Linked DNA regions of Homo sapiens: region 1 is linked to region 2. A link is a loop called in an ENCODE intact Hi-C map of the cell type or tissue named here. Cell type or tissue: mammary epithelial cell. All regions are shown on one strand. Links, peaks and the distances in the headings refer to the core of each region. The heading gives the core; the rest is flanking DNA.

Evidence for each region. A loop is a pair of places that touch in the nucleus more often than their neighbours do. Peaks named below come from ENCODE experiments on the same cell type or tissue, not always from the same donor. Only the 100,000 strongest peaks of a DNase experiment are listed, where the experiment ranks them.
Region 1: a loop joins it to region 2, with 8 times the contacts of the local background. A loop is called at or near these places in 3 of 110 quality-filtered maps.

Annotation. Positions count from the first base shown.
Region 1 is chr6:4,312,010-4,314,825 of GRCh38, forward strand. No RefSeq gene overlaps it. Among named protein-coding and RNA genes, the nearest start is that of LINC02533, 180 kb to the right of the region's middle. In mammary epithelial cell, for the core only: a CTCF peak has its summit at 1,100 (motif pointing right); DNase peaks (open chromatin) are centred at 1,182 and 1,552; H3K4me3 peaks cover 147 bases; H3K27ac peaks cover 1,824 bases.
Region 2 is chr6:4,731,884-4,734,699 of GRCh38, forward strand. It overlaps a transcript of CDYL not described here. Among named protein-coding and RNA genes, the nearest start is that of CDYL-AS1, 42 kb to the right of the region's middle. RefSeq lists enhancers at 133-1,023, 1,024-1,913. In mammary epithelial cell, for the core only: no CTCF peak of the experiment used is centred there; DNase peaks (open chromatin) are centred at 1,258 and 2,578; H3K4me3 peaks cover 258 bases; H3K27ac peaks cover 1,028 bases.

The DNA.
Region 1 (2,816 bases), core at 132-2,631, 420 kb before region 2:
TTGCATGTTAGTATTTTTTTCTTTCAGTTTGAAGAGCTCTCTTTAGCATTTTTTGTCAGATGGGTCTGGTGACAAATTCTCACAGCTTTTGTTGTTTGGGAAAGACTTCTCTGCTTCATATTAGAAGGATAGCTCTGTTGGATATAGTATTCTTGGATGACAGTCTTTTTTTTCTTTCAGAAGTTTGAAAATGTCATTCTACCCCCTCCTGGCCTGTATGATTTCCATTGAAAGGTCTGTTGGCTGATCAATTGGAGCTCCTTTATATGTTATTTGCTTCTTTTCTCTTGCTGCTTTTAAGATTCTCTACTTATTTTTTATTCTTGAACATTTGATTAGGGGTAGAACATTTTATTCCAGGGGTAGTCTCATTTGAGTTGAATCTGCTTGGTGTTTTCTGACCTTTCTGTACCTGGTTATTTATTTTTCCTCAAGTGTTAAAAGTTTTCTGTTATTATGCCTTTGAATAAACCTTCTATCCCTTATTCTTACTCAACTCTGTTTTGATCACCAGTAATTCTTAGATTTTGTTTTTTAAGGTAATTTTTTATATCTTTTAGGTGATCTTTGTTTCTTTTCATTTTTTTCTTTTCTGTGCATTTTCAAAAAGCCTATCTTCAACTTAACTGATTCTTTCCTCTGCTTGATATCACCATTCTGCTGTTGAGAGCCTCTGTTGCATTTTTTAATTCAGCAAATGTATTTCTCAGTTCCATGATTTCTGTTTGATTTTTTAATTATTTCAATCTTTTTGTTACATTTCTCTGATAAATTTCTCAATTGCTTTTCTGTGTTATCTTAGAGATTTCTGAGTATTCTTAAAACTGCTATTTTCAGTTTTTGATCTGAGAGCATACATATTGCAGTTTCATTAGGGTCAGTTACTGGTTTATTGTTTTGTTCATTTGGGGAGGTCATGGTTCCCCATTTGCTGTTGTTTTTTGTAGATGTACATTTACATCTTTGCATTGAAGGATTATTTATTTCAGTCTTCTCTGCCTGGATTGTTTTGGGTTTTATTGGATAAGTTTTCCTAGAAATGCTTTGTAATTTAATTGTAGATTATCTTTTTTTTTCCCCAATGATGTTGTTGCCTCTTTTTTGGCACTAGATGGTGCCTTAAGCCCAGGGTTGCCTCAGTTGTAGTAAACAACCAGAGTGCTGCCCATTCCAAATGGGAGAGATCTCAAAGGGGACATCCTGGCAGTGTGGGAAGGCTGGCTAAGAGTTTATGCCCAGGGGACCTGTGGAACAAACCTTCCACAGTGTAGTGCTGCTGCACAGCCACACTAATTTGGCATTTCCTTTGGCCTAGTTACATAGTAAAGCTTCAGGGTCTGGGAATGGTAATACCCCCACCTTTGTCACTGGCTGTAATCAGGGTTATTTCTCCTTTCAGGCACTCCTGATGCTTCCCATGGGTTGAGACAGGGACTGTTGTAGTAGGGAGCCCAAGTTGGTAAAGAAGCTGGTTGTGCACCTCAGTCTCACTTTTTCCAGTGTAGAAACTGTGAGTCAGGGAGAAATTTTTCTCATGCTTGGTGCTGTGCCAGGCAGACTTGGAGGGAAGGGTGTCATGGATACGGTAGTCCTTTTACTATCTGCCCCGAGTGATTTCACAGCTCTGTTGCCCTGGGAACTGTCTCATTCTGATATTTGAGTTCTGGGATATTGCTGGCAATAATCTCAGTACTGTGTATTTGTTTTTGGTTTTTGTGGGGAGAGTGAAACCAGCTTGCTTTTACTCTGCCATTTTGAAATCAAAAGTCCTATTATACTATCTTGATTACTTTAGTAGTGTTATTAATCCAACTTTATTCTTTTTGTTCAAAAATTGTTTTAGCTATCCTAATTCCTTTTCCTTTTCACCTGAAATTTAGAATCAGCATGTGTACATATATGGCTGAACTTTTTATTGGAACTGCAGTAAATTTATAAATGTGTTTGGGGAAAATTTTCATTCTTACTATGTTGAGTTTTCCAATCAATGAACATTGTGTATCTCTGCTTTTATCTAGATCTTTGATTTCTTTGATTTCTTTCATCTGTGTTTCATAGTTTTCAGCATATAGATCCTGTGAACAATCATAAATGCTGTTTTTTTAACATTCAGTTTCAAATTATAATTCCTAGTATATAGAAATGATTGATTTTTATAAACAATTATTTTTCAGTAAAAATAAGTGACTTTTCTTTATAGACTGTTTCTGAAGGATTCTACTTTATGTTCATGGAAATTACACTCTTTTAATCCTGAGATTTTATGGATTGCTGAAGTATATAATTAAATTGTGTAGTCATTATAATATGTACAGGTGGCAGAAACAGGTTGGGAACAAACCCAATCAACTCTTGGTAAGCATACAAATAAAACAGGAAGAGCAAAAGTATATCAGTGTATCACAGTAGACTACTGGGCTATAGGGATTCAGCATGGTCATGAAAAAATAGAGTAAACAGAAGGTCAGTCAGTTAATCTGGAGAGTCAGCTAAGCGAAGGTCATTTAAGAGAGCTTCTACTGAAAGATCTACACAAAAGAGACAAGAAGGCAATAGAAAGGCCCAGTTCCTATGATTGCATTTAAACATAAAACTAATGCTATATCTTGAGAACATAAGAAACATATTTTATACTCGTCACAATATATCTACTGAAGGAGCACTTATAAAGAAGGAAAAATAGCTATTACAATCATGTTTTTGAAAAATAATGATGGTAGGAAAGATCATAATTATAATACTAAGTGAAAAAAATCTTAGGATACAAAAATGTTATGTACAATACAATATTACTCCCAATTATACAAAAAAGTATT
Region 2 (2,816 bases), core at 141-2,640:
GTAATCTGTGGAAGGAGGGGGAAGATGGTAATGTTTTATTTCTTTTCGGTGTCAATTACATGAGGTCATTTTATTTTATAATATATTCTCTTGTATGTGTGAAATACAAATTTTAAATATGTGATAATTTAAAAGTAATATGTAGAGTTGATTTAAAATAGGAAAAAATGACTGGGCATGGTGGTCCATCCCTGTAATCCCAGCACTCTGGGAGGCTGAGACAGGAGGATCACTTGAGCCAAGGAGTTTGGGACTGGCCTGGGCAACATAGCAAGATCCTGTCTCTACAAAAAGTACAAAAATTAGCTAAGCATGATGGTGCATGCTTGTAGTTCCAGCTACTCAGGAGGCTGAGGCGGGAGGATTGCTTGAGCCCCAGAGATTGCAAATGTAGTGAGCTCTGATTGTGCCACCGCACCCCAGCCTGGGCAACAGAGCCAGACCCTGTCTCTAAATTAATTAATTAATTTAATTTAATGGGAAGAAATGTCTGGGCACTGCGGCTTATGCCTGTAATCCCAGCACATTGGGAGGCAGAGGCTGGAGGATCACTTGAGGCAAGAAATTCAAGACCAGCCTGAGCAACATAGCAAGACCCCATCTCTACAAAAACATTAAAAAATAAAAAATTCACTGGGCATAGTGGTGAATGCCTGCAGTCATAGCTACTCAGGAGGCTGAGGTGGGAGGCTTGCTGGAGCCTGGGAGGTTGAGGCAGCAAATGAGCTCTGGTTGCACCACTGCACTGCAGCCTGGGCAACAGAGAGAGATCCTGTTTTTTAAAAAAAAAGAGGGGGGGATTGGGGGGGAATTCTCAGTATCCCTTCAATTTTGAGGGGAAAAAAGGTAATAAGAAAAAACAAGGAGAAAGCAATAGATAAGCAAATGAAAGGGAGGAAAACAGATTCAAGTTTGAAAAGGAAAATGAAAGAAAAGATAGCGGCCTGGAAGACAGGCAGAGATAGGAGGATTAGATGGAGTATTTGGCTGAACAGGGACAACAGAGGTGGTGAGGAGTCCCTGCGGCGCTGCAGAGTGGGAGAGAGCGGAACAGTGAAAGCTACTTCGGATCCTCCAAGAAACGTCAGCAAATCCATCCTATTCCTCAGCATTCTGCTTCAGCCACCTAAGGCAGTCAGCCTCCCACTGCCGTTCAGCCTGTGTGGCCCAGAGCCAGGAAGCACGTTCCCTCGCAGCTCTGGGTACAGATTCCCTATACACATGAGTGTCTCCCTCCCGGTGACTCAGCTGCTGTGCTTTCCTCTCCTTCCCCAGGGCCTGAGCAGTAGCCTGCCTGATGATGATCAAGCAGAGCCCTGCAAGTTTCAAGAGGAATGTCAGTGACTCTTCACTGAAACCCCCCAGGTAGGCATGCAGTGACAATCCAGGGCTTTCCTGGACACATTGCAATCCTAACCTCAGGGTAAAAGCCATGTCCCTGTTCCGCCACAGCATGGCAAAATCAATTCCAGTTGGATTAAAAAGTTACATGTTTTTAAAAAAATGAAACCGTAAAAATGTATGTGACTCAGATAAAGTAAAAAAAAAAAAAAGAAAAAAGTGAGTGGTTATGTGTTTTTAAAAAGACAGAGATCAAATGGATAAATATTACACAAGACTAGTCTAAATTGTTTGGTGTACACCATGAAATACTTTTTTCAACCTCTGGCTCCAAATCTCCAAACTTTTGTCCCCTTCCTTACTCCTTGTGCTGAACAGACAGCCTTTTAGTCACTCAGTTTTAAGAGAAACTTCATTCTGGTCATTAAGACTCCATCTCAGGTATGAAAATTTCAGTAAGTGAAGGCAAAGATTAATTTTATATTCGTTTAAAGGCTTTTCCCGTCCACCTAAGGCCAGGCTTGCAGTCCCTGTTCTGGAAGGTGGGCTGTTTGCTCTTTCTGCATTTTACTCCTCTTCTCCTCTCTCTCTGCAGTTTCTTTTTCTTTTTCTTTTCTTTTCTTCTTCTTTTTTTTTTTTTTTCTTGAGACAGAGTCTCACTCTGTTACCCAGGTTGGAGTGCAATGGCACAATCTCGTGTCACTGCAACCTCTGCTTCCTGGGTTCAAGCTATTCTCCTGCCTCAGCCACCCAAGTAGCTAGGATTACAGGTGATGGCTAATTTTTGTATTTTTTAGTAGAGATGGGGTTTCACCATGTTGGCCAGGCTGGTCTCGAATTCCTGGCCTCAGGTGATCCATCCGTCTCAGCCTCCCAAAGTGCTGGGATTACAGGCATGAGCCACCACGCCCAGCCCTCTCTCTGCTGTTTCCCCTCTGGCGTTGTCGGGAAGGGAGGGGAAAGGACTAGGGGAAAGGTGCCTTTATGTAAGTCATGCAGCTGTCCTGACAGTCAAACTCTCTCTCTGGGAGGGTCCCCTTGTGTGGGCTCAAGAGACCTTTGAGGGTCTCTCCAGGGCACTGTTGTCTGATGCATACTGGGTCATCTCAGAGTCCCACTCCTAGGCTCCTGCCAGCTCTCCCCATCACAGCCTGGGGCACATGATGCAGGGGGCTCCCCACCAGACAGCCAGCCACCTTGGGCGGGTCACCAGCCAGATGGCCTGAGTCACTGTCTGCTGCATTCACTTGGCCCACAGCACATCCTTCCACTCCACATTCCAGATGGGGAGAGTGTAGCTGCTCTCTCTGTCTGCTTTCTCTTCATCCCGCTGGGACGGGCTGCTGCAGCAAGACTTTTGCATTCAGAATTCTCTAGATGAAAAGGAGAGACCAGTTTCTATGTTCAGTTAGACTCCTAATTCAGGAAGGGGAGGGCACAGGGATGGGAAGTTGGGGGATGGGGATGGAGGGAAG